5 separate regions of the Homo sapiens genome follow, and all the other regions are linked to region 1. A link is a contact called in ENCODE Hi-C or POLR2A ChIA-PET data. All regions are on one chromosome and are shown on one strand. The core of a region is the stretch at or near the end of the contact, and the rest is flanking DNA. Distances in the headings are between cores, read along the strand shown.

What was found. A loop is a pair of places that touch in the nucleus more often than their neighbours do. ChIA-PET counts read pairs that join two places held with the same protein, here RNA polymerase II (POLR2A). Pooled maps may share reads with other maps.
Region 2: a pooled map shows a loop between it and region 1 (7-fold over the local background). The contact joins the promoter of DRG1 here to the promoter of MTFP1 in region 1. A Hi-C loop is called at or near these places in 1 of 37 single-sample maps with no recorded cell type and 6 of 50 pooled maps. POLR2A ChIA-PET finds 5 or more read pairs at or near these places in 1 of 52 experiments (OCI-LY7).
Region 3: a pooled map shows a loop between it and region 1 (17-fold over the local background). The contact joins the promoter of LIMK2 here to the promoter of MTFP1 in region 1. A Hi-C loop is called at or near these places in 1 of 37 single-sample maps with no recorded cell type and 8 of 50 pooled maps. POLR2A ChIA-PET finds 5 or more read pairs at or near these places in 1 of 52 experiments (MCF 10A).
Region 4: a loop to region 1 is called in a map of CD4-positive, alpha-beta T cell, with 18 times the contacts of the local background. The contact joins the promoter of UQCR10 here to the promoter of MTFP1 in region 1. A Hi-C loop is called at or near these places in 6 of 168 maps with a recorded cell type or tissue (B cell, CD4-positive, alpha-beta T cell, CD4-positive, alpha-beta memory T cell and 2 more), 8 of 37 single-sample maps with no recorded cell type and 13 of 50 pooled maps. POLR2A ChIA-PET finds 5 or more read pairs at or near these places in 1 of 52 experiments (CD4-positive, alpha-beta T cell).
Region 5: a loop to region 1 is called in a map of B cell, with 19 times the contacts of the local background. The contact joins the promoter of TUG1 here to the promoter of MTFP1 in region 1. A Hi-C loop is called at or near these places in 4 of 168 maps with a recorded cell type or tissue (B cell, CD8-positive, alpha-beta T cell and naive thymus-derived CD4-positive, alpha-beta T cell), 9 of 37 single-sample maps with no recorded cell type and 14 of 50 pooled maps. POLR2A ChIA-PET finds 5 or more read pairs at or near these places in 6 of 52 experiments (CD4-positive, alpha-beta T cell, HEK293, WTC11 and 2 more).

Annotation. Positions count from the first base shown.
Region 1 is chr22:30,423,758-30,428,795 of GRCh38, forward strand. It overlaps MTFP1 (mitochondrial fission process 1), which reads left to right and starts at 2,011. Exons shown (of 4, transcript NM_016498.5): 1 at 2,011-2,189; 2 at 2,960-3,087; 3 at 3,414-3,646; 4 at 4,705-5,038. The coding sequence starts at 2,123. The coding sequence ends at 4,777. SEC14L2 (SEC14 like lipid binding 2) reads left to right here. Exons shown (of 12, transcript NM_012429.5): 12 at 1-1,546. RefSeq lists a silencer at 544-653 and enhancers at 2,271-2,829, 2,830-3,390.
Region 2 is chr22:31,397,290-31,402,327 of GRCh38, forward strand. DRG1 (developmentally regulated GTP binding protein 1) reads left to right here and starts at 2,315. Exons shown (of 9, transcript NM_004147.4): 1 at 2,315-2,436; 2 at 3,331-3,454. The coding sequence starts at 2,395. RefSeq lists a silencer at 1,975-2,254 and enhancers at 2,342-3,247, 2,375-2,424.
Region 3 is chr22:31,209,504-31,214,541 of GRCh38, forward strand. LIMK2 (LIM domain kinase 2) reads left to right here and starts at 2,795. Exons shown (of 16, transcript NM_005569.4): 1 at 2,795-2,921. The coding sequence starts at 2,906. RefSeq lists enhancers at 2,336-2,515, 3,478-4,403 and a silencer at 2,496-2,895.
Region 4 is chr22:29,765,282-29,770,319 of GRCh38, forward strand. UQCR10 (ubiquinol-cytochrome c reductase, complex III subunit X) reads left to right here and starts at 2,088. Exons shown (of 2, transcript NM_013387.4): 1 at 2,088-2,267; 2 at 4,397-5,038. The coding sequence starts at 2,118. The coding sequence ends at 4,438. It overlaps ZMAT5 (zinc finger matrin-type 5), which reads right to left and starts at 1,726. Exons shown (of 6, transcript NM_001003692.2): 1 at 1,591-1,726. RefSeq lists enhancers at 961-1,610, 1,580-1,809, 1,611-2,260, 2,170-2,219.
Region 5 is chr22:30,967,924-30,972,961 of GRCh38, forward strand. It overlaps TUG1 (taurine up-regulated 1), which reads left to right and starts at 1,342. Exons shown (of 3, transcript NM_001396518.1): 1 at 1,342-3,856; 2 at 4,932-5,038. The coding sequence starts at 1,434. The coding sequence ends at 1,895. It overlaps MORC2 (MORC family CW-type zinc finger 2), which reads right to left and starts at 851. Exons shown (of 26, transcript NM_001303256.3): 1 at 1-851. RefSeq lists an enhancer at 1,253-1,582 and a silencer at 1,613-1,862.

The DNA of each region.
Region 1 (5,038 bases), core at 761-3,260:
CCAGAACGCTCAGGACATCCCGGCCTGGGTTTACAACGCTGTTAGGAAAATTAACCAATGAATAAAGCAACGTTCAGTGCGCAGGGAGTGAAATTCAATGCCCACCGCTAGGCTCCTCGCTGCCTCTCACTCAAGAGGCCCAAACTCAGACGGCGTCAGGGACCCGGACCCAGCAGCCGTTTCACGCCAATAGATAGGGCGCATGCGCAGAAATCCTCCTCGGCTCTCTAGCGTGAGCTTTCCCAAGGGGCCACGCCCAGCTTGCCTTCTGATTGGTCCAGCTGGTGGGTTGTCTTCCGCCATCTTTGATCAGGGCACTAAGGATGCTCCCCACGGCCTTCACAGTGACGGCGGAGACCCTGCCCCGCCAGCTGCTCAGTACGTGCCGCGTAGCCCGTGCGAGCCAAGTGTGAGTCCGGGCGAGCGCCTGCGGAGCTAGCACTGGGCCCAGAATGAGAGGGAGGCGGAGGAGCAGCGATCACGTGGTTTTAGGGACTGTCTAATAATTCCACGCCAGCATTGCCGGTGTTTCAGGGGGTGGGAACCGCTGCGTTCCCCATCAACTTTTCTCCCACCCACCACCCTCCCCAACCTACAAGCCCAGCTCAGCTTGAGGTAACTGCTGACCGGACTGTCCTATACAGCCCTACAAGACAGAGGCGCCTAGGGCTGAAAGCGGGGGCCTCCGTAGGGAGCCAGCGGGGGCCTCAATAGTTACTCATTTTCTCTACCTTTGATGAAAATAAGAGCTAATTCTTAATAAGGCCTACCGGGTATCACGCAAAAACCCTGTGCTTACTATTACACTTTGGGTTGTTGCAAAGATTAAAGGAAATAAGCCGTGCAAAGCGCTTAAGAGCTTGGTATAAGTAAGTGCTCGTCAATGTTGGCTACTCTCATTTTTTTTGCAGACGTGGGAACTGGGGCTCAGGGAGGCTAACAGCCAGTAGGCGGCACAGCTAGGATTTGAACCCAGGATTGTCTCCAACGCCGCTCAATTATACCCGCCAAGGAGTCACAGAGACTTAGTGAAGTGCACACATTGCTCACCTGGGTGAACTGAGGTCCAGCGGGGGAAGGCTTCCTCCTGTTGTAATCACTAACCCCAACTCTGTCTCCCTTGCCCGATTCATTCATTCGTTAATTAATTCATCCAACATCCTGTCCCCAAGAAGCTCAGTCTGGGGACATACTGATCCAGTTAAATGCGAGTGCTTCCTAGTTATACATGGCGACTGCTGAGAAGGGACTCCAGAGTCCAGGCACCTACCTCCCAGGGGCTCACCGTTCACTCCTCTAGCCTCATTTAGAGCTCGCATTAAGAGCACGGGATCTGGATCCACACTGTTTGGATTCAAATCACAACTTCACCACTTAGCAGCTGTGTGTTCTGGGAAAATGACCCACCTTCTCTGTGCCTCCATTTTCTCACCTGTAAAACGGGCTCCCAGGCTGGTGGGAGGGTTTCAGGTGTAAGACATGGAGAGTCCTTTAGCGAACATGTAGACTGGCAATAAACTCAATAAATGGTGACTGTTATAATTAATCCTCGGAACCATCCTAGGGAGTGGACACTATTGTGTTCCCCATTTTATTTATTACATTAATTTTTTTTTTTTTTTTTTAGTAGAGACGAGGTCTCGCTATGTTGTCCAGGCTGTTCTCGAACCCTTGGGCTCAAGAGATCTTCCCGCCTCCGGCCTCCCAAAGTGCTGGGATCACAGGCGTGAGCCAACGGGCCCAGCCTGTGTCCCTCCCTCGTTTTTACAAATGAATAAAGAGATGCTGGATAAGCCCGAGGTCACAAGCTTTGCAGTGTAGCATCCCCCAACTTGATCCCCTGTCTCTTTGGCTCCAAAACCTACACTCAGTCCTGGGAGCGATTAGCGCCAACAGCTCAGAGAAAACGTGACGAAAACCAGTCTGTAAAACCCGAGCCTGGGAGAGGGGCTTCGGTGCGCGGGGGGAATTTGCAGACGCTCCCTGCTGGCGGAGATTTCCTGACCTGTCCTTCGGCGCGGGACTTTCGGCGGGTCCCGGCCGGGCAGACCCAAGTGCCGGCGGCGGAGACTGCAGTGGAGCCAGTACCGGCTGTAGTGGCCGGGGCCGTGGCGGGAGAGTCATGTCAGAGCCGCAGCCGCGGGGCGCAGAGCGCGATCTCTACCGGGACACGTGGGTGCGATACCTGGGTGAGCGCGGGGCGACGGGCGCGGCGACCCCACCACCACTGGGCTGGAGAAGCAGGGGTCGCCGGACGCCCGCCCGGGGCCTGGAGGAGGCGGGATGATCTTAGTTCTCATTCTGCTTTTGGGCCGGAGACTGGGCTCAGACAGGGCTAGGGACTTGCCCAAGGTCACACTACCCTGGTGGGTCGCCCAGGGCGGAAGCTCCCATGGGGTGAGCGGGCTGCCCGCTCTGGCATGCGCTCTGGCTGGCTGTGGAGTCGGGATCTCCACTCCCATTTCGGTCCTGACACGCACTGGCTCTGTCTGAACCTCAGTTTCCTCCTCGGCAAAAAAACAAAAACAAAACAAAAAACAAACGAGATACACACGAGGGCCTCTCTCATTGGGTGGTGGTTGCGAGGGTGGAATGGGATAAAGCGCAGAAAGCCCTGGCACTTGGCGAGCGTCTGGTCAGTGGCGCTGCCCTCGATCACTCTGCCCCTCTGGGTGCCTGTCACCTCATTAGTGCAGTTACTCCTGGGACCAAGACCAGGAAATCTAACCAATAAGCAATGGTAACAGTGACTCAGTGCTCAGTCCGCCCTCAGTGGCCCGAGTCCGAGGTGGGCATCATGGCACCAGTTTACATCTCGGAAAGGGAGGCTCAGAGAGGTCAAGTCACTTGCCTAAGGTCACCCAGGGACTGCTTAGCTGGCTAGGATGAGAACCAGCCTGCTCCAACGCCCCCTCGTGGAACAGTTGCGAGCCTAGGAATTAAATGTTCCCTCCCCCAGGCTATGCCAATGAGGTGGGCGAGGCTTTCCGCTCTCTTGTGCCAGCGGCGGTGGTGTGGCTGAGCTATGGCGTGGCCAGCTCCTACGTGCTGGCGGATGCCATTGACAAAGGCAAGAAGGCTGGAGAGGTGAGTGTTAGCCTATTTTCCAACCCCCAACCCTAGCTCTCTTCTTGTGTGGTTCAGTCCACAGCCTTGCATGTGATAAAGTCCCTGTGGGACACTCCAGTCCCTACAACCTTGCCTAGTGCAGTCCATAGACAGTCCTGTTTGTAGGACAGTGTACCCCTGCCCCCACACTCCCACTCCCCGAACTGGATGTGGCAGACTGTACCCCACTCCTGGGTGCGGACAAGTCCACTGGCCACTTGCCCCTCCCGGTCTAGCCTCGTGCCCCTTGTCGCAGGATTTTCTGCCTCTGCCCCAGCTGGATTAAGTGTCTCTGCGCCCACCAGGTGCCCAGCCCTGAAGCAGGCCGCAGCGCCAGGGTGACTGTGGCTGTGGTGGACACCTTTGTATGGCAGGCTCTAGCCTCTGTGGCCATTCCGGGCTTCACCATCAACCGCGTGTGTGCTGCCTCTCTCTATGTCCTGGGCACTGCCACCCGCTGGCCCCTGGCTGTCCGCAAGTGGACCACCACCGCGCTTGGGCTGTTGACCATCCCCATCATTATCCACCCCATTGACAGGTGGGTACCTTCTTGGCCTCAGGGATCATCCACTCTCCAGTGATGAGAGTGGATCATCCAGTCTCCAGGTAGAGCTAGACTCTGTGAAGTGTGGGGTATGCCCACTTTGCTGGAGCAATAGCAGGGACAAGGCTGGCACTTGGCTCCTGGGTTAGAAAGGACAGCCTGTACCCTTGTCATATGGTATGGCAGGCACTTTAGCAATAAAAGAAGAGGGGTGCGTTGAGGGTATGGGACACAGGACAAGTAAATTCCCAGAAAGAAAGTCTAGTGTTACAAAACAACCAGAGAGAAGCAGGAGCAGGTGCACCCTAGAGGGGATGCATTTTGGGAGGTATTGGTGACAGAAGCCTAACTCAAACTGAATATTTGAATAAAATGGAGTAAAAGTCCAGGGCTGTGTTGCATTCAGGCATGGCTAGATCTAGGTACCCAAATTATGTCATTAGGGGTCTGGGTCTCCCCATCCTGCTGCCTTTCTCCCCACCCCACCCTATTTCTTGCTGGCTTCACCTGCTTTCTCCTTGTGGGAGTAGAAATGGCCCTAGCAGCTCCCAAGTTCTATCCCACCAGCTTAGCCTCCCCCAGCAGAAGCTTTTAAACAGTAACAACAAAAATCCCAAGGAAGGGTGTCATTGGTCCATTCTGGACTGCATGCCCACCCTATGAGCCAGTTTCCCTTTGCTGATTGGCCAGGCTTGGGTCACGTGCTTGGTCTTAGAACTAGATATGGGCTCAACCCAACCAGACCAATGTAAGAGTGAGAGGAGCAGTCTTTCTCCAGGAGAAGATAGCTGACCCTGAGGCCCTGAGCAAGTCTTTTACCCAGTACCTCAGTTTCCTCCTGAATAAAGAAGAGGATGGCTTCTATTCTGGGAGTTTGATTCTAGCTTCCCCAGGTAGCCCAAGGTGGAAGGATCAGGATAAGGGTGGGTCTCTGGCTGGATGGCATTTGTATCCTGCATCTAAGCGCCCCTTTCCCTAACCCTGGCCTTCTGCCTTCTGTTCCCTCATGAACACCCTTGGTCACCTGCTCACCACCCTTCCACTCCCTACAGGTCGGTGGATTTCCTCCTGGACTCCAGCCTGCGCAAGCTCTACCCAACAGTGGGGAAGCCCAGCTCCTCCTGATCATACTCTGGTACCTGGCCTGTGCATCGGCCTCCTGCTTCATGTCAACCTCCTACTCCTGCCAGGGAATGTGGACACCTGGCTCCCTGGTGTCCAAAGACCCTGGCACCTGGGTGGGTTTGAGCTGGACAGAAGCTTAGAGACAAAGGCTTCAAGAAGCAGTGGCTGCAGGGAGTCACAGAAGGGCAGGACCTGAACGCTGTCTGCTTCCCTGGAATCCAAGATGCTGAGTGGAAGTGGACCCTGGGTGGGCCCGGCCCT
Region 2 (5,038 bases), core at 1,065-3,564, 970 kb after region 1:
GCTGGGATTACAGGCGCCCGCCACCACGCCCGGCTAATTTTAGTATTTTTAATAGAGACGGGGTTTCACCATGCTGGCCAGGCTGGTCTCGAACTCCTGACCTCAGGTGATCCACCTGCCTCGGCCTCCCAAAGTGCTGGGATTACAGGGGTGAGCCACTGTGCCCAGCCCCAGCCTGGATACTTTTTTTTTTTGAGACTGAGTCTCCCTCTGTCGCCAGGCTGGAGTGCAGTGGCACATTCTTGGTTCACTGCAACCTCCGCCTCCCGGGTTCAAGGGATTTTCCTGCCTCAGCTTCCTGAGTAGCTGGGACTACAGGTGCATGCCATCATGCCTGGCTAATTTTTTGTATTTTTAGTAGACACCGGGTTTCACCGTATTAGCCAGGATGGTCTCGATCTCCTGACCTCGTGATCTGCCACCCACCTCGGCCTCCCAAAGTGCTGGGATTACAGGCATGAGCCACCGCGCCCGGCCTAAATACTTGTTATGTGCAGGAACATATCTGATTCACTCTCTACTCTGTCCCCAGTGTTGTCACAGTGCCAGGCAGCAGTTGGAGCTCTGTAAATAACGATTGCATGAACAGGATGGCCACCCAGGACTCGGGAAAATGAGTATTACTCTTTGGTGCCTATTGACAGTTCAGGGCCCCAAGGTGGGTCCCAGGGTGTCTTTGAGCAGTAAGTGTTAACTTATCTGCAGGCCTCATATAATAGATTTGCTAAGGAGCACCTACTCACAGAGCAGTGATGCCCTTGATATTGTCAGCCAATTAATTCCTTAAGTACTTCAAGTTAGGATAGGCCTGCTGATTTGATTTTATCTGTCTTTTAAGATTGATCTTTGATCATGTCCCATTCCAGCTGGACCTCCTCATCTTCCCTCCTCCATTGCTAATAGTGTGGGATCTAATTACCTCATCATCCCTTAATTTATTTATGAAAAAGGCTGAGGTTAAAGAAAAGAAAGAAGAAACTCTCTTTGGCCCTTTGGGGACCTTCTGTAAAAGCTTTCCCTTCTGTTTCTCCCTCTTTATGCACAAGAAAACCTCCCTTTTTTGTCTCTGGGAAGTTAGAATAGTTCTTGTTTACAAATTTAACTAAATTAAACTTCCCTCCCAGGGCTGGGTGGAGGCCAGCCCTGTGGGTTAAGCCTGGCCTGTCGACTGTGGGTTAAGCCTGGCCTGTCGACTCCCGCTGGAATAATCAATCTATCAAAACAACCCATTGATCCTGAGGCAAACCGCTTTCAAAACCACCACATAGTTCCTGGACGTCCTGGCTTCCTCATGACACTTGGGGAAGAGGAGTCTTTTGAAATTTTAAATTTTATTATTACACAAGTAATACATGGATACATTCGTCTTGTAAAAATTTAACTTCAAAATTCTGTGGAATAAAATGTGAAAGGCCTTTTCTTTGCATCCCATCCCACAGTTAAGAGCTTCTGATGTATTTTTCTGTTTAGGCCTTTAAACTGCACGTTCATACACGTACACCTATATAAATGTACATTTAATTTTAAAAATAACATAAATGGTATCACTACGTAGGTGCCCTTCTGCTAGTTGTTTTCCCATTTAACATGTCCTGGGTAGCCAGTCAGACCACAGATCTACGTTTTAACGGCTGTAATCATATTTCAAAAACAGGATAGAGGCATTATTCATTTATCCATTTTCCTACTGATGGGTGTTAATATAGATTTCAATTTTTTGGTATTACAAACTATGTTGCAAGCAGCAGTTCTCTGGGAATTATCCATTCAAGTATGCACTTATTTTGGGCTCCCCATGTGCTCTACTCGGGGTTCGGAGTAAACAAAACCGACCTAAAAATAATTTTGAATGATAGAAAGGGGGCATTTTCTTTATCCAAGGGGGTGAGGCAGGCTGAAGATGGGTCTCTACTCCCTCCAAGACCATGGAGGGCGTCGGGGTGTCACCCCAGCTGTGAAAAAGGGACCCAGGACCCGCAGATGCTGGCGAGGAACAGGGGTGCGGAGCATGAGTCGGCTTTGCACCACGCCCTGGGGTCTCCAGCACTGAAGCGTTCAGTACCATGCAGAGCAGCTGGGAGCGGGTCCCGCTGGGCGGGGCCGAGCTGCGCGCGACCCTCGGCGCGCTCGGGGAGGCCCAGACAGGGGTGGCCTCTCTGGCCTCCGCTCCCGCGGGCTCTATGACACCGCACTGGCTCGCGGGACGGGGCGGGGTCGGGTGAGGGGGAGGAGACAGCCCCACGCTTTGCGACTCGCGGTGACCCCTACGCGGAACTCTCTCGCGGTAATTCGAAGTACCGCGCCTGCGTGCTGCAGTAGCGCCTGGTGGCGGTGGCAGTTTGCCCGCGGGTGTGTGAAGGGAGACAGTGTGGAGGCCACAGGGTACTCGCCACGATGAGCAGCACCTTAGCTAAGATCGCGGAGATAGAAGCAGAGGTAATGGACGCAGCTGGCGGTTCACTCTTAGTCTGAGCATTCCTTCTTTGGTGGCGTCGCTCCTTCCTGTTCTCCTTTGAGCCGCGTCAGGACCGGGCCTAGATTCCGCGACTTCTCTCAGCGAGGCCCGTGTTCCGACTGCCCTCTGCCACGATTAGGAGTCCCCGACTCTCCTCAGTCAGGGCCCCCTTTCCCCTCGTCCCGCGTCTACGCTCTCGGACTCCCCTTTGCCCGGGCCCGCGTTCCGCACCCCTGCACCTTAGGCCCTTAGTCCGTTCCCCCTCCCAGTGTTTGGCTCCTGTTCTGATGTTGTTTCTTTCCGTTTTGCTCTGAGAAACACTGAATCCTGTCCCTTATTCCATCTCTGACTTGGTCAGATAGTTCAGGATCTTTCCTCATCATCCTTCGCTGCGTCCCCCTTATTCCCCCTTTTCCCAGTGTCTACCCTAATGACCCCCTGATTCAGAGTATTTGCTCCCGGTAATCGGATCTGGAAGTAAAATGACATCTGTGTGGGAGCAGTTTATTCCGCCTGGATAGTGTGTGATTCCATTGCGTGCGGCCCTGAGAGCGCTTTACAATTAGGAAAGTGGTGTCCCAGTGTTAGATGGATCCAAACAGCTGCAAATAGTAGAAAAGGAACCCGCAGACGGGTTTCAGTCTAGTCTGGGGGCACTAATTGGAATGACCTTAATCGTCTTTCCTCTTTGGGCTTTGCTTTGCTTTGTAGTGAGGGAAATGAGCTGGATGGAGGAGATAATGGACTTTTACTCTTTTAAAGCCTGTAAACTGGGTGTGCTAACATTAGTAGGACTTGGGGAAAAAAATTATCCTCTCAAAGCTGGGGGAAGCGTTCACTGCTTCTAATTTATGGCTGTGATTCCTCCCTTTTAGATGGCTCGGACTCAAAAGAACAAGGCCACAGCACACCACTTAGGGCTGCTTAAGGCTCGTCTTGCTAAGCTTCGTCGAGAACTCATTACTCCAAAGGGTGGTGGTGGTGGAGGTCCAGGAGAAGGTTTGTGTTCTTCTTCAATATATATATTTTTAGGTATAATTTTTGTCAAAATAGTACATACATGTGGTTTAAAAATAACTAAAGATGGCCCAGTGCAGTGGCTCAACGCCTGCAATCCTAGCATGCTGGGAGGCTGAGATAGGAGGATCACTTGAGGCCAGGAGTTCAAGACCAGCCTGATCAACATAGACCCCCATCTCAAAAAAAAAAAAAAGTTTTTTAAAAACAGAAAAATAACTAAAGATGTTCTACTAAAGTAGATTTATATTTTCTAAGCATGAATTCTTGAACTGTGTTTATTTTTATTCTGCCGGTTTCAGAGGCAAATGAATATTGTCTAAGTGTACTGTAGTTTTATTTATATCCTGCACTGATACAAAATAGATTTACATGCGCTGGGTGCAGTGGCTCACCCTTGTAATTCCAGCACTTTGGGAGGCTGAGGCGGGAGGATTGCTTGAGGCCAGGAGTTCGGAACCAGCAAAGCCCTGTCTCTATGGGCTTAGAAATGAGGGGTCCCCATAGGTATGAAAGAAGATGTACCAAAAAAAAAAAAAGGCTGGGTGCGGTGGCTCACGCCTGTAATCCTAGCACTTTGGGAGGCCAAGGCGTGGATCACGAGATCAGGAGTTCAAGACCAGCTTGGCCAGCATGGTGAAACCCCATCTCTACTAAAAATACAAAAATTAGCTGGGCATGGTGGCGCATGCCTGTAATCCCAGCTATTTGAGAGGCTGAGGCAGGAGAATTGCTTGAATCGGGACCCAGGAGGCAGAGGTAGCAGTGAGTGAGATTGTACCACTGCACTCCAGCCTGGGCTACAGAGCTAGACTCTGTCTCAAAAAAAAAAAAAAAAAAAAAAAGTATCCTAGCATGGTGGTGCATGTTTGTGGTCTCAGCTACTTGGGAGGCTGAGTTGGGAGGACTGCTTGAACCCAGGAGGTTGAGGCTGCAGTGAGTTGTGATGGCACCACTGCACTCCATCCTGGGTGATAGAGCGAGATCTCATCTTAAGAAAACCAAAGTAGGGCCAGGCGCGGTGGCTCACTCCTGTAATCCCAGCACTTCGGGAGGCCGAAGTGGGCAGATCACAGGTCAGGAGTTCGAGACTAGCCTGACCAACATGGTGAAACCCCGTCTCTGCTAAAAATACAAAAATTAGCTGGGCATGGTAGCACGAACCTGTAATCCCAGCTACTCAGGAGGCCGAGGCAGGAGAATCGCTTGAACCTGGGAGGTGGAAGTTGCAGTGAGCCGAGATCATGCCACTGTACCCCAGCCTGGGTGACAGAGCTAGACTCTGTCTCAAGAAAAAAAAAGAAAAAACAAAACCAAAGTAGATTTATATTGGCTTACAGAAATGTAAACCTATATCATCAACAAGATTAAAAATAAGTAAAAAAATTGATGCAAAGGGAAAACGTAGGAAAAATAAGTCGAAGCCAAGCGAGATAAGATTTAGGACTAAAAGGAATGGCGTAAGATCTGTGCACCTGGTAGAGAAGGGCCACAGATTTGACTCTGAACTTGTTGGCAGCCATTGTAAAAAGAAAAAAGAAAAAAAGAAAACCCAGTCAGTCATAC
Region 3 (5,038 bases), core at 1,545-4,044, 790 kb after region 1:
TTATTTGTCCTGTTGCATTTCCCACAGCATCATTTTTGCTATTTGCATCATGGAAATGTTATTAAGCTCCTCTTCTCCATGTATTTCCTGTAAGTTGGTTGTTAGATCTAGAAGCTTGACCAGATTCAAGCTTATTATTTTTGTTTTGTAAGACTACGTCATAGGTGATAGTATATACTTGGTGCGTCTTACCTGGAGGCACTTAATGTCTGGTAGTCCTACTTTGTGATGTTACAGATGCCACTATATCATTTAGAGTTGAGAAACAAGACTGCACTCTGGGCAGAGTGGGGCACAAAATTACAGAGAACCTGGAGAGCTGGTTGTTGTAGGAATGGCAGGTGGCGCAAGGCAGGATGTGCTCAGGAAAAAGCAGAGTCCTGGAGTGAAGGGAATAGGGAGACAAGTCCGCAGGGTGAGATGTAGTCAGCTCATGAGGACTGGTTTGGCTTTTATTTTGTAGGCAGTGGGGTGCTGTTGAAGGGTTTTGAACAGAGAGATGACAGGTCCAGAAACATACTTTTGGAAGATTAACACAGTCAGTTTTGGGTAGGATGATTCAGGGAGGGCAGAGACTGGCTCAGTTTGAAGCAAGTGGAAGTGACACTGGGCAAGTCTGGTTGGGTACCAGTGGACCAGTACCTTCAAGAGGGCAGAACCTTGAGTTGTTTTTCAAGGTCCAGGTTTCAGGATCCTAGGCTCAGAGAGTTGACTGTGAGGCGGCTGGCAGGATCTGGCCCTAGGGACTGACCAAGCTATGGCCAGTGAAACAAACTGTGGACAGGTAACCTGGGTGCTATTGAAACTCAGTTGGTCTACTCCCTGCCCAGGCTTTCTCTACCCTCCAGAAGTCCCCCTTGAGTTCACAAGTGATTTCTGGAATGTTCTTTGGGTCCATATTAAAAATATATCTCTTGGCTATAGCATTTCTATAGAAAGCTATTCCCTTCCATTACATTTTCAACTTGTGTTTCTCAGAGTCGCCTGAACTTCCCTGGGAGGAACTTGGGGGACTTGGCTATTCCCCAGCTCCCTGCTGGTGAAGACCATGAGGCTGGAGGTAGGAGGAAGTGGAATGTGAGAGAGAATGAGGAGGGAGAAGAGATAGACCTGGGTGCCTTGGTGTGGAACGGAGGGAGAGGGAAGACACCCAGGAGGTTTTGGTTCCCAGGATGCCAGTGCTTTGTTGCCTGGGAAAATACAGTGTTACATCTTTCTGTAGGAAGGATGGGGAAAGTCCCTGTCCCCTGTTTGCTAGCCATGAGGCAGCTTGTCAGGAGAGTCTCTGGATTCCTGTCACTTTAATTCAATACACAATCTTGTGTTTACTATAATGATTTCCTCAGAAACTACAAAACTGAGTACTGAAAAGAGTTCCCAGGAATTAACGGAAATGGGACAGAGCCCTCCTCCCCAGCACTTTGTGCACACTCAGGACATCGTGAGCCACCTGCCACACCCAGAAGAGAAAAATCTGACCGGCATCCGGTTTGAATTAGAGCAGGAAGGAAGAGAATTGTGCTCGCCTTTGTCTTTGCCTTTGCCTTTGCTTACCCAACTGCTGGGACCAGAGGCAGCTGGGTTGAACTTTGTCTTTGGTCAGGGGTGGGGGTGGAGGGGACAGAATCCATTTCCCTGGGCTCCATCCTCTTTCTGGTCATTTGGACATGTTTCCTGTGATCTAAATCTGATGTAAGGAAATGACAATTGTGAAAGACCCAGCGTGAGAGAATCTGATGGGAGGGTGGGTCATCAGGGACCAGCTGGCCTGGCTGATGATGTATTAATATCTTAATCACACAGAGGACCCCAATCTCCTTCCAAACCTAATGAGCGGAAGTGGTTCTCAAAGCTACTCAGCCAGCTAGCAGCTGCCATAACCCAGTCAGCTGTCCTAACTCTTAGTCCTGTAATCCCTCCTCCTCATAGAAGATTGTAAACTGGCAGCCCACAGGGCAAATCTAGTGGCCAGGTGTGTTTCATTTGGTCTACATGGCATTTTAAGAACTTTTTGATGCTATCAACATTTTTTAAAAGTGGCAAATTTCACCTAAATATCTGGATTTTTGGCATGTTTTGAAAGGTTGGAAGACCTGGGAATGGTAGGCCCATGTTCCTGCAGGGGAGTGCTCGTCTTCCAATGCGGCGCACAAGCTCCAGCGTCCTGCGCTAAACCTAATTGGCCTGGCTGAGGATCTGCTCCTGGAATGCTGGTTGGTCGCCTCCAACTGTCTTTGACTTAGAGATTATTTACTGTCAGCTTACTCATAGTGGCGCAGAGAAGTGGTTTCTCTGAGCTAGAAGCTTCTAAGAAAAGTCCATCCTCAAAGCTGTTTGTGGGATAGACCTGGCTCCTCCATTGTAATATTCCTGATTCCAAACACTACTGGAAAGAGCTCTGAACTGGCAGTTAGCAGGCCTGGGCTCCCATCCCGGCTCTCCTCCTAATGAGCGAAGCCATTTCAATGTAGTCGAACTTAGCCTCTGATCCTTAACTTTCCCTATCTGTAAATGAGGGCGACTAGATGGGTGCGGACTGTCATCCGTGTTGAGACTTCCGGCCCCCGCAGAATCAACCTTACCGGCGGGAGCACCTCGAGGGGACGCCGCTCGCACTAGGGGGCGCCAGGGCCGCTGCAGAGCCCGAGCCAGAGCCAGGGGGCGGGGCCGCGTCTCGGGAGCGAGGCCTGAGAGCGGCGGGGCGGGGCGTCGGCGGGCAGTCCCCTGTGCCAGGTGTGGTTTGGTCCTCCCAGGGCGCCGTAGGCGGTGCATCCCGTTCGCGCCTGGGGCTGTGGTCTTCCCGCGCCTGAGGCGGCGGCGGCAGGAGCTGAGGGGAGTTGTAGGGAACTGAGGGGAGCTGCTGTGTCCCCCGCCTCCTCCTCCCCATTTCCGCGCTCCCGGGACCATGTCCGCGCTGGCGGGTAAGGAAGGGCTGCTCCGCCCTGTCCCGCTGTTATCTCCGAAGTCCGGTTCCATGGCGCCTGAGGGAAACCGGCTGTCTCTCGGGGGTTTCGGGCTGGTTGGGTCCTCGTGGGTCCGAGCTCCTCAGAAAAGCTGGGAGGCGGGGTGGGCACAGCGCTCCCCAGGCATTTGGAGGGTGGGACTCCGGGAATGGGGAGGCAGGGCATCCTGGAGACAGAGGGCTCCGAGGGGCAGGCGGGTTGGGAGGCTTCCCGCGAGTTGAGGTCCCGGGGAGGAAGAGATTCTGGGTCTGCCAGGAATCCAGCTTTTTGGAGGGACCTGGCGGCCGCAGACCCCCAAATTAACCCTTTTTAAGGAAGTTGAAAAGCATGGGGTTCTCTTATAGTGGAAGCTCTGTGGAATTTGAGGAGTACAGGATCCTCTAGGGTTCAGGACAATTAGGAGAGTTACCCCGGGTTCTGGGTTTTCTGAGGGAAATGGAGGATGTGACTTCCCTGCCAAGACCCAAGGCTTCTCGCGGGCATCTTGGTGTCTGGGAGTCCCCCGGGGCTGGGAGCTCTTTGCAGAAAATAAGGGAGTATGGAGCCCCTTGAGGTTTAGGACAGGACTAAGGGTAAGGAGAGATCGGACCATTCTTTTTGGGGCCCAAAGATCTCTGCTACAGGTGGCGAAAGTAGGCCACCTGGGGTTCTGAGTCCTCCTGTGGAAGCTCCCTTGGCCTCTCTAGACTAAAGACTAGAGGGATTCGGCCAAACACCTCCTGGAAGGAAGAGTTGTCTAAGGGTGAAGGGTAGCTTCAGAGTTGGGTTAGTTGCACCTGCAGTCACCTCCCCGCCACCTCACACACCACCCTGCAGCTTCCTGCCTTCCCCATCTTTTCCCCCAGCAGTAGGAACCTTCTGTCTCCTATGTTTCCCAGCCACCTGTGTGGGTGGCCCACCTCTGGGTCCACCAGGGTCAGCGTCCAGAAGCTTTGGAGAGGCGGCAAGAGGGTATTGAGGTGGAGGGGGGCTGGCTATCTGCCCCCTGCTTCCTGGCTTTCCGTCTGTGGACAGTCACTTCCTTCATCTTGAATGCAAGGACTGGGCTACCAGTGGGTCACTTCCTCAGCAAGGGAGCATGGGATTTTCTCTTCACTGGTGATAACAGACTTCTGGAGAGAGCTAGGGGTGGAAATGCCTAAAACAAATTTTTTTAGGCTGGGCGTGGTGGCTCATGCCTGTAATCCCAGCACTTTGGGAGGGCAGGGCAGGAGGATCGCTTGAGTCCAGGAGTTTGAGACCAGCTTGGGCAATATAGCGAGACTTCATCTCTTAAAAACAAAACCTTGTCTCTTAAAAAAGATTTTTTTTAAGCTTACAGAGTCCTTCAACTCGAATGATTTCCAGTAACTTTTTTTTTTTTTTCTTAGATGGAGTCTTGCTCTGTCGCCCAGGCTGGGGTGCAGTGGCACAATCTTGGCTCATTGCAACCTCTGCCTCCCGGGTTCAAGCGATTCTCCTACCTCAGCCTCCCGAGTAGCTGGGACAACAGGGGCCCGCCACCACGCCCGGCTAATTTTTTTGGTATATTTAGTAGAGATGGGGTTTCACCATATTGGCCAGGCTGGTCTTGAACTCCTGACCTTGTGATCCGCCCGCTTCGGCCTCCCAAAGTGCTGGGATTACAGGCGTGAGCCACCGCACCCGGCCGATTTCCAGTAACTTTTTCTAACAGCTGTGTAATATAGGTTGCCTGTCTTGAACCCTGTTTCTTAGAAAATTGTGAAAGGTTTCACAGTACAATAGTCTAGAGGCATAAAGCCTCTAGATGCATTAGTTTATGCATTCTTTCTTTCATTCAAAGAATATTTGTTGGATTCTTCTGTGTCATATACTTAGCCAAATGCTGAGTACAGTGGTGACATAGTTCTTGGCTTTGTGGTGCTTAATAATCCTAGAGATGGACAATAAATAATTGTAACAATTGCAATAAATGCTATAATAGTTAAGGTAAACAATTGAGATAAGTGCTGTAAGAGTGCACCAGGGGTGAGGGTTTTCTCTACTTTTTTTTCTGTTTTGGTAGAGACAGGGTCTCACTATGTTGCCCACGGTGGTTTCAAGCCATCCTCCTG
Region 4 (5,038 bases), core at 838-3,337, 660 kb before region 1:
GTTGGCATCCGCTTGTAATCCCAGCTATTCAGTAGGCTGAGGCATGAGAATTGCTTGAACATGGGTGGCAGAGGTTGCAGTGAGCCAAGATTGTGCCACTGCACTCCAGCCGCACAGAGTGAGACTCTGTCTCAAAAAAAAACAAAAAACAAAAAACAAAAAAAACTTAGATATCCTCCTCAATTCCTCTTTCCTGTGCACCCTACACACATCTGCTAGCTTGCTCTGTCTGCCCTCCCTCCCAAATTACATCCCAAATCTGATCACTGCCCTGCTCCACACCCTAACCTAAATTACCACCCATCAGGCCGGGCATGGTGGCTCACGCCTGTAATCCCAGCACTTTGGGAGGCCAAGATGGGAGGATCACCTGAAGTCAGGAGTTTGAGACTAGCCTGGCCAACATGGTGAAACCCTGTCTCTACTAAAAAAAAAAATTAGCCAGGCATGGTGGCAGGCGCCTGTAATCCCAGCCACTCGGGAGGCTGAAGCAGGAGAATCACTTGAACCCGGGAGGCGGAGGTTGCAGTAAGCCGAGATAGCACCACTACACTCCAGTCTGGACGACAGACCGAGACTCCATCTCAAATAAATAACCACCCATCTTCCCTCAAATGATCTACTACAATAACTTCCCCCTTGCGGTCCACTCTCCATAGACCAGCCAGGATGATGACATTAAAGTGCACATTAAATCTTGTCGCATTTCTCCTGAAAACCCTTCAATGGCCTCCTAGTGCAACTAGAAAAAGACAAGACTCCTTGGCCAGACGCGGTGGCTCACGCACCTTGGGGGGCGAGGCAGGAAGATTGCTTGAGCCCAGGAGTTGGAGACCAGCCTGGGCAACACAGTGAGACCCTGTCTCTAAAAACAAAAACCAAAGAAAACAAGACTCCGTAAGGTGGGTTCCAAGGCCAGACATGAGCTGACCGGAGTCAACCTCTTCACAGTCCACTCTACTTCTTTCCCTCAAACATCCCAGGACTGTAGCTGCCTCAAGGCCTTTGCACCAACGTTTTCCTGTTCAACTCTACTATTCATTCAGGTCTCTAGTCAAGTGTCACCCCCCAGAGCAGCTACCCAGGGTGCAATGTCACCACCACTGCCTCTCCAGTCAACCAAAGCACTATCTGTTTGCTGTACTGCATCTCCCCACCCGCCCACTCCGTAGATTGAGCGCTCTGTGAGAGCAAGGACTTTGTTCACTGCTGGGTCCCCAGAGCAGGGACCAGAACAGGCGCTGGGAAAACATCTGTTGAATGCCCCAGGTACTCCAAAGCCCTTGCTCTTTTCAATCCCAAGCAGGTTCCAAGTCTCCAGCCTTCCAAACCAGGGTTGCCCGGTGCGAAGCCCAGGGGTGAGAGGAACAGGAAGCAGGGCAGATCCGTCCCTGCCCTTAATCCAGGGTGAAGGGTTTAACCTCCAGGACAAGACTTTTGCCGCAGGCTCCAGCTCCTGGCCTAGACTTGGGGCTGGTGCAGGGGACAAGGCGAAGAGTTGAGCCAGGGTCTCGGGAACCCAGCTGCCCTCGCCCCTCTATCCACACCCTATCCCAAGAAATGGTGCGTCCCGCCGCAGGGCGTACGCACAGAGAAGGAAGTGTTCAAGTCTTCCAGTGCGGAGAAAAGAGACTAGGACTCGCCCCTCGACGTCTCGCGGAAGGTACCTGGCTCCCCGGTGGCTGCAGCTCCGGGCTCCTCCTCCTGCGTCCTCGCGTCGCGTACTGCTTGCTGGGATTCGTAGTCTCGCCTTGGCCATCAGTTCGCCCTTCCCAGAGAGCTTTGGGAATCTAAGCCGGGACTGGGCGGAGGGCGGGGAGAAGGTGATGGCGCGCGAGGGCTTCTGGGAGTTGTAGTTTGACATATTCTAACAGCCAGGAATTCTGGAGAAGAAAAATTGGGTAATAAATCTTATCAGATTATCTGGGCTGTCCTGATATGAACCTTTTGAGTTTTTTTCCTCATTCCCAGGATAGGAATACCTCTGTGGTTCAAAACACGAAGGCTGAGATTCAGAGGAACTACAAATCCCATAAAGTGTTGCACGTCTAGGGCCTTTGGGGAACGAGGTCGGCCCCAGCGCAGGCGCGGTGGCGCGAGTTGGACTGTGAAGAAACATGGCGGCCGCGACGTTGACTTCGAAATTGTACTCCCTGCTGTTCCGCAGGACCTCCACCTTCGCCCTCACCATCATCGTGGGCGTCATGTTCTTCGAGCGCGCCTTCGATCAAGGCGCGGACGCTATCTACGACCACATCAACGAGGGGGTGAGGGCCTGTGCCATCCCTGACCTTGGACCCGCCTGAGGGGTGACAGTGGAGTAGAGGTGGGATGGGACTCAGTATACTTTTACCAGGAAGGGGGTAAGGGGTAAACCGTCGGCGTCTTCTGTCTCGAGTCCGCCGTCTGTCCCCTTGGCTTGATGTGAATTCTAAAACGTTAAGCGAGGTTAATATATTTCATTTTGCAGGGGTTGTAAGTATTGCTGTGTGCCACCCTACATACCCACTTGCCCATTATCAGAAGCAAAAACTAAAGGCTAGTGAGAGCAAAGGACTTACTAGCTGCACAGGAAGCCAGGGGCAAGTCAGGGCCAGAAACGGGACCCCTGTCTCTCAGAGTTTCAAGGGCAGATTTGAGCAGGCGACGGTCGTGAAAAGGACGTTAGACACCTTAGACGCCGTGGCTGAAGTTTCAGACGGCGCTTCTGGTCCCCAAGGCTTCCCACGTAGACAGTTGGTATTAATGGTTGAGAGTGGGGGCTATGAAATCAGAAAGCCTTGGATAGGAACACTGGTCCTTGTCACTTAACTGTGGCATTAAGTTGAGCAAGTTTCTTCTCTGAACTCCGTTTTAACTGTGAGATGGAGATATTAATAGTAACCTGAGCACGATTGTGAGGATTACATGAGATGCAGGCAGGGTGCCACATGCCTGGTAGGTGGTACCACTGAAAAATAATCATTGCTTACATTCCTCAGGAGAAAGTGGAAGCATGAGGTAGGAATCGCAACACATTTTTGACTTTTATGTATCATGCACTGTGCTAGGTGCAGTGCATGCTTTATATCGCTAAATTATGACTGTGCTGGAGTAGGCCTTATACATATAGCCCTGTTCCACCACTCACTTGTGTTTTTAATTTGAGACTGTCTGACTCTGCAGCCCGGGAAGGCACTGTCCACTAGTGCTATGCTGCCTGTGACCAGTGCAACTTCCTGCCCCATATGAAAGCATTGCTACTGTCCCATCTCTTGCAAGTGGTTCTGTTAACCACTCCCATTGATCTGGAGAGACATCCAAGTATGTTGTTATAACTCACCCATTTTCCTTGTGCTTTTTTTTGTTTTGTTTTGTTTTTTTGAGACAGGATCTCACTCTGTCGCCCAGGTTGGAGTGCAGTGGCATGATCACAGCTCACTGCAGCCTTGACCTCCTGGGTTCAAGTGATCTTCCCACCTCAGCCTCCTGAGTAGCTGGGACCACAGGCATGCGCCACCACGCCCAGCTAATTTTTGTATTTTTTGTAGAGATGGGGTTTCACCATGTTGCCCAGGCTGGTCTTGAATTCCTGAGCTCAGGCAGTCCTCCTGCCTTAGCCTTCTAAAGTACTGGGATTACAGGCGTGAGCCACTGTGCTCAACCTCTTGTGCTTCTGGGAATGAGAATTTCAGCCAATTTAGGTCCCAGGAAATGTCTTAAATGGCTCATGGTGAAATATTTTGGGACTACGCACTTATAATCTCTTCAGTAATACCTGGGAGTTGAAGAACTGAGACATCTTCCAGGCTGTTTTCCTTAATAATTGTGTGTTTTGGGGCACTTCCCTCAATCTCAAACTGAATTTCCTGTGAAATTAAGATCACCCCTTTCCACTTACTTCACCTGGTGATTGAAAGCATCATAGTATTTTATAAATGCCAAGAATTATGCATGAAGGCTCGGCGCGGTGGCTCACACCTGTCATCCCAGCGCTTTGGGAGGCCAAGGCAGGCAGATCACTTGAGGTCAGGAGTTTGAGACCAGCTTGGCCAACATGGCGAAACCCCATCTCTACTAAAAATACAAAAATTAGCCGGGTAGCGCATACCTGTATTCCCAGCTGCTCTTGAAGCTGAGGCAGGAGAATCGCTCGAACCCAAGAGGCTGAGGTTGCAGTGAGCCGAGATTGCGCCACTACACTCCAGCCTGGGCGATAGAGCGAGTCTCCGTCTCAAAAAAAAAATGTGCATCAAGCATAGGATTGCTTCGAGTTTGCCCACCACAAGTGTATCTTTTTAATCAGGACATGGCATGTGTTTCCCCCAAGCTCATTTTAGAGACCAGGGCAGTGGGAGTAGTTGTAAAATGTGAGAGGCAAAGGTCAAAGTTTGTGGCTCTTGTCTTTAAAATGCAGAAGCTGTGGAAACACATCAAGCACAAGTATGAGAACAAGTAGTTCCTTGGAGGCCCCCATCCAGGCCAGAAGGACCAGGTCCACCCAGCAGCTGTTTGCCCAGAGCTGGAGCCTCAGCTTGAAGATGATGCTCAAGGTACTCTTCATGGACCACCATTCGCTGTTGGCAAGAAACGGCTTTACTTACAAAACAGACTCTTTACCTTCTGCTGTGTTTGAAGTATGTTTAGTCAGCATGCTCAGGAAATAAATGTGAATTGCCCTTGAGACCTGCTTCTACATTGGTTGCTTTGTTAACTCTACCTGATCTTCACTTGTCAGTAATTTGAGACCACTTCAAAGCCCTCTGCAAACACCCCAAAGGCAGAATCTGCTATTTTGAGTTTTCCATTAACTTCCAAAGAATTCTGGTTTTCAAAACAGGAGCCAGAGTTGGAGATATTACAGTCAACTTTGGCTTCTAAGCCAGTAATTCCATTCTTAAATACCTCACTGTCTTGGCCATGGGGAAGCACTATGGCCTCAGCTGGGGGAAAGACCCTGGCCTAGGGGTCTTAGCCACTCCCCACCCTAGGGTATAGTTCAGGGGTATCCAATCCTTTGGCTTCCCTGGGCCATGTTGGAAGAATTGTCTTGGGCCAC
Region 5 (5,038 bases), core at 92-2,591, 540 kb after region 1:
ACTGGGAAATATAACCTTATAATGATATCGATTTCCCAGGATTCTGTCCAGTAAAGCTTCAGTAAGTCTGTGCTCCTTAATGACAGTTAAAGTAACCTAGTAGCTATCCAAAATATATGCAGAGATGTTTAAAACTACAATTTCTTCAAGTGTTTTTTTTTAATCTTCTCAATGATTTATGATGTAATATTTTGGAAGGAACTATGTCATAAATCTGTAGCTTTAAGGAGCTTTTAGCATTAAGTTGCGATAGCTCAATTCAGACAATCTGAGTCTCGTGTGGATGGTCCTGAAGGAGATGGTCCTTGAGTGGGTGGTTTATGACTGCTCCATCTTCATGTTCTTCCAGCCTTTTTTGGTTCCCCGAAATTTCCTGTCAGGAAATTTACCAACGCGGAAATTTACCCACTTCTGTCAGAAAACTGATCAGCCATGTCTTCGCCACACGTGATGCCAGGATTCTTAAACAGGCCCAAGACCGGAGACCAAGATGTCGACGGAGTGTTATATGGCGCAAGTTGCAGCTTCACCACCTCCCAAGTGAAAAAGCTCCTAGGCACTCACGATTTCTTTTTTCAAAGCCGGACCAAACCCAGTTCAGGGTGGTGGTCAGATTACCTCACACTTGGCCCACATAAACACCTCACAAATGACCCGCCCACAGCACCTCGGGCAGGCCGCGCCCCGCCCCCACGTCCCTCAGACAACAGCCTCAGCCTCCCAGGCCCTTCCCGGGCCTCGGTCCCGTGGCCGCCTCCCCACGAAGAGGAGCTACTCCCGGCTTCCAAGGACCGGATCGAGGGCAGTGGCGAGCGCACCACCTGACCGGGCACTACCCGGATCTCACAACTGCCTTTGTCCCTCCCCGCGGAATTGGAACCCAACAGCCGCAGAGCGCTCTTGGAACCATGTGCTGCTGCCGCCTCCGCCGCCGCCGCCGCTGCCTCCGCCGCCGCCCGCGCGCCGCCCGCGCGCCGCGCTAGTTGAGATGGTGACAGGATTCAGCAACACGAAATTCGGCGTTTAGAGCTGCTCTGCCGCCGCCGTCACAGACACCACAGCCACCGCTTTGTCTCCGATAGTGCACACAGCCCCGGCCACCTCGCACACTCCCCGACGCCCCAAGCCCCCGAGGCCTCCGCGGAGCATTCAGCCAATCACAAAGCTGCAGCTCCTCCCGCCCCCGCCCTGATGTACAGCCTCCTGATTGGCGGGCTGCGTGTCCCCATGTGACCGGATCTTGGTTGGCCGGTCCCGCCCCTGTCACGTGACAGCGTGCGCCTCTCTTCCTGCTTTCCTGACCCTCTCCGCCATTTAAAGAAACAGTACCGGGGGCGGGCCGAGCGACGCAGCCGGGACGGTAGCTGCGGTGCGGACCGGAGGAGCCATCTTGTCTCGTCGCCGGGGAGTCAGGCCCCTAAATCGAAGAAGCCCTGGCGCGCCCTCCCCCCCTCCCGGGTCTGGTAGGGCGAAGGAACGGGCGTGCGGTCGATCGAGCGATCGGTTGGCGGCTCTTTCTCCTGCTCTGGCATCCAGCTCTTGGGGCGCAGGCCCGGCCGCCGCGGCGCGCGCCCGGTGGCCGTTGGCGCTCGCGCCGCGTCTTTCTTCTCGTACGCAGAACTCGGGCGGCGGCCTATGCGTTTGCGATTCGACGAGGAGTCGTCCGGGTGGTCGGCGGCGGCGGGCAGCTGCTCCGCCCCGCTCCGGGGGAGGCGGCGGCGGCAGCGGCCGCGGGATTTGGAGCGGCCGGGGAGGCGGGGGTGGCCGGGGCCGGCTTGGAGGCCTGGCGCCACCCTTCGGGGCCTGCAAGGACCCAGTTGGGGGGGCAGGAGGGGGCCGGAGGATGGTTGGTTGTGGGATTTCTACTTTGCCTTTTCCTCCTTATGCCGCCTTAGTGAGGGGCGGGAGCTCTGGCGGCAGCCCCGGGGTGGGGAGACGAGCTCCGGAGTCGGAAGAGCTGGGTTTTCTTCCGGGCCTAGCCACCAGTTGGCGGAGTGACCTTAGGCGAGTCACTCTGTAATTTGTCTGCGCCTCAGTTTCCTCCTCTGCCTATCAATGTGTGTGGGGTTGAAATCGCTTTGTAAACTATAAAGCGTGGGTGTACGTAAAGGATGGTTATTGTTTATAATTTTTTTTGAGTTGTAAGAAAACTTAGCAGTTCCCCAATCCTTGGGTTTTGAACCTGGGAACCTTGGATTGGAGTTGGGGATCCCCAAACTTCCTGAAATTGTGGGAATGTGCGGTTTGGGGGAATGATGGGAATTTGTGGGAATGTGCGTTTTAGGGGAATGATGATCCATCGCTAGCAAGTTTTCCAAGGGGGCTGTGACCCAGAAGAGTTAAGAATCACAATTTCTTCATGCTACAGAGAGGAAACTGAGGCCTAGATGTCATTTGGGACCCTTCACAACCATTTTGAAGCCCTGTTTGAGTCCCTGGGATATGTGAGCTGTTTCTATGCATAATGGATATTCGGGGTTAACAACAGTCCCCTGCTTGGCTTCTATTCTGAATCCTTTTCTTTCACCATGGGGTGCCTGAAGGGTGGCTGATGCATATGGTACAATGGCACCCAGTGTAAAGCAGCTACAATTAGGAGTGGATGTGTTCTGTAGCATCCTATTTAAATAAGCCTATTTTATCCTTTGGCCCGTCAACTCTGTTATCTGCTGCTTGTACTGGTGCCTGTACTTTTCTGACTCTCATTGACCATATTCCACGACCATGGTTGTCATCCATTACTTGATCCTACTTTACATGTCTAGGCTGTGTGGTTGGTGGTGAATAGGCTTCTTTTTACATGGTGCTGCCAGCCCAGCTAATTAATGGTGCACGTGGACTTTTAGCAAGCGGGCTCACTGGAAGAGACTGAACCTGGCATGGAATTCCTGAAGATGTTTGGGGTTTTTTTCTTTCTTAATCGAAAGTTAACATTGTCTGAAAAGTTTTGTTAGAACTACTGCGGAACCTCAAAATCAGTAGATTTGGAAGTGATTCAAAGCTAAACTTTTTCCTTGGCCCTCCTTGTGTTCTAATTGCTTGCAAGTGTAATACTAGGATGTCCAAGATGCCAGTTTTTGCTTCTTTGTTAGTTGTCAGCTGCTTTTATCAAATTTCAGGCCATTATCCAACAAACACTATAAAAATGTTTGAACAATTGGATTTCAAACATTTTCGTTTTGTGGAGTGGTGCTCACCAAGTGGTACAGCCCTAAGCAAGTGAACACAAACACATTTAAGTGTATTTTGTCTGATTAGATGTTAGCCAGTTATGCTATTTCATTCAAATGTCTGAAAAAATCAATTGACTATTCCCTTTTCCTAAAGGGCAGAGACAGATAATCTCACTTCCAGAGAAATGACTTGGAGAAAAAAAAGTGTTGGTCTTTTTGCTCTTTTGTAATTAAATCCGGATGTACCTCAAAAGACTTAAGACTGTGGTGATAAGATGCTTTCCTCAGCAGAAAGGAGGGAAAAAAAACAACTGGAACTCAAAGCTTGAAATTCTGTGGCAAAACATGAGATGTCCAGGATTGGAGGTTGAAAAGATTTCACTACAGTGTTCTGCAATAGTTGGAGCAGATAACTTTCAGTGTAGCCACAGCCATGGACTCCAGATTTCCAGATTTTCAAGACCTGGACCTGGAACCCGAAAGAGCTTGTCACGATGCGGCAGGAACACTGGAGGTAGATTTTTTTTTATTTTTGAATTTTGGGACTGTTGACCTTGCTGTGAGAAAAGAGACAACGACTGAGCAAGCACTACCACCAGCACTGTTACTGGGAATTAGAAGACCTGAGTTTCTGTCCAGACCCTCAGTGCAAACTGAGGATGCTCCATCCAAAGTGAATTATGGTACTTGCCATTTTCCAAAATGCCTTATCCTTTACCATCTCTGCACTTTTGTTCATACTCTCATTCTACTTTGGAACTGCTGCTCTGTGGCTTTTCATCTGTCAAAACTGCCATTTTCTCAGTATCCAACTCTTATGCCCTCTTTTCCATGAGTCTCCTAACTAGCCAGAATAGAGCTTTAAAGTTTTATGACATTTCGTTATGTATCCTCTATCTGTATACAAAATCCTGTAAAATAGTTACTTGCCTGCATTTACTGTCTTTGCAGATAGCAGACTCCTTGAAAGCAGGGTCCTTGTTTAGTGCATCTTTGCCCACATACACCACAACATATCAAGATGCATTTATTAGGAAGGAGGAGTTTAGAGAGCAGGCTATCAGAATAACCACTCAGTAAGTGTTTTCTTAATTGCTATGTGATAACTTACATTACTCTTAATGAGGAGAAAAGTCGCTAGATATGGATCATGTTTATGTTTTAATGTTTTTTAATTCTAAATTTTGATCTAGGGAGCCCTCAGACATAAGGAGAAACCAATATGTTGAATGATGGGGTATTACATACAGAAGGACCAAGACCTTATTTTCTCCTACTTAAGATGGAATCTTGTTAAGATGAAAGGACAGCTTTTTAAAAGGAGAAGGTCATAAGACAGTTTGAGGAAGGCATTGGAAGAGGAAGAGGGGCAATGTCTCCTTTGTTTTATTGTTGGTATATAAACTTAAAATCTCAGTTCTTTTTATGGCACTTGTGGAGCCACTTCCTCTCCTCACCAAAAAATGCCCAGTACCCTGAATCCGATCAAATTACTCTCCTAAAGTATAAGGCTTAGTTTCTGTGTGCTGCTTCGCGAGACAGTTCCCACAAATCGAGAGTGTTAATCAGACTTTTGTGTTTTCTTTTTTGGATTGCTGTTGTTTGTTTTCATTTATCATTTGTCTTTGCCTAAGCCAGGCTCATCAAGAATTAACAGCCATCAGGCTGCCGATGTGCTGACAGCAGACCCACTTAGAGTCCTGTGTTTGTAATTCCATGCATTTGTTATTTTACCTGTTTTGTCCCTGCCCCTTCTAGTCCTGTGCCTCCTGATTGCTGAGTGTTCACCTGGACCTTCTGACTACCTTCCCTGTGCTATTCCATCAGCCTACAGACCTGGTACCTGGATTTTTGCCCGAGATGAT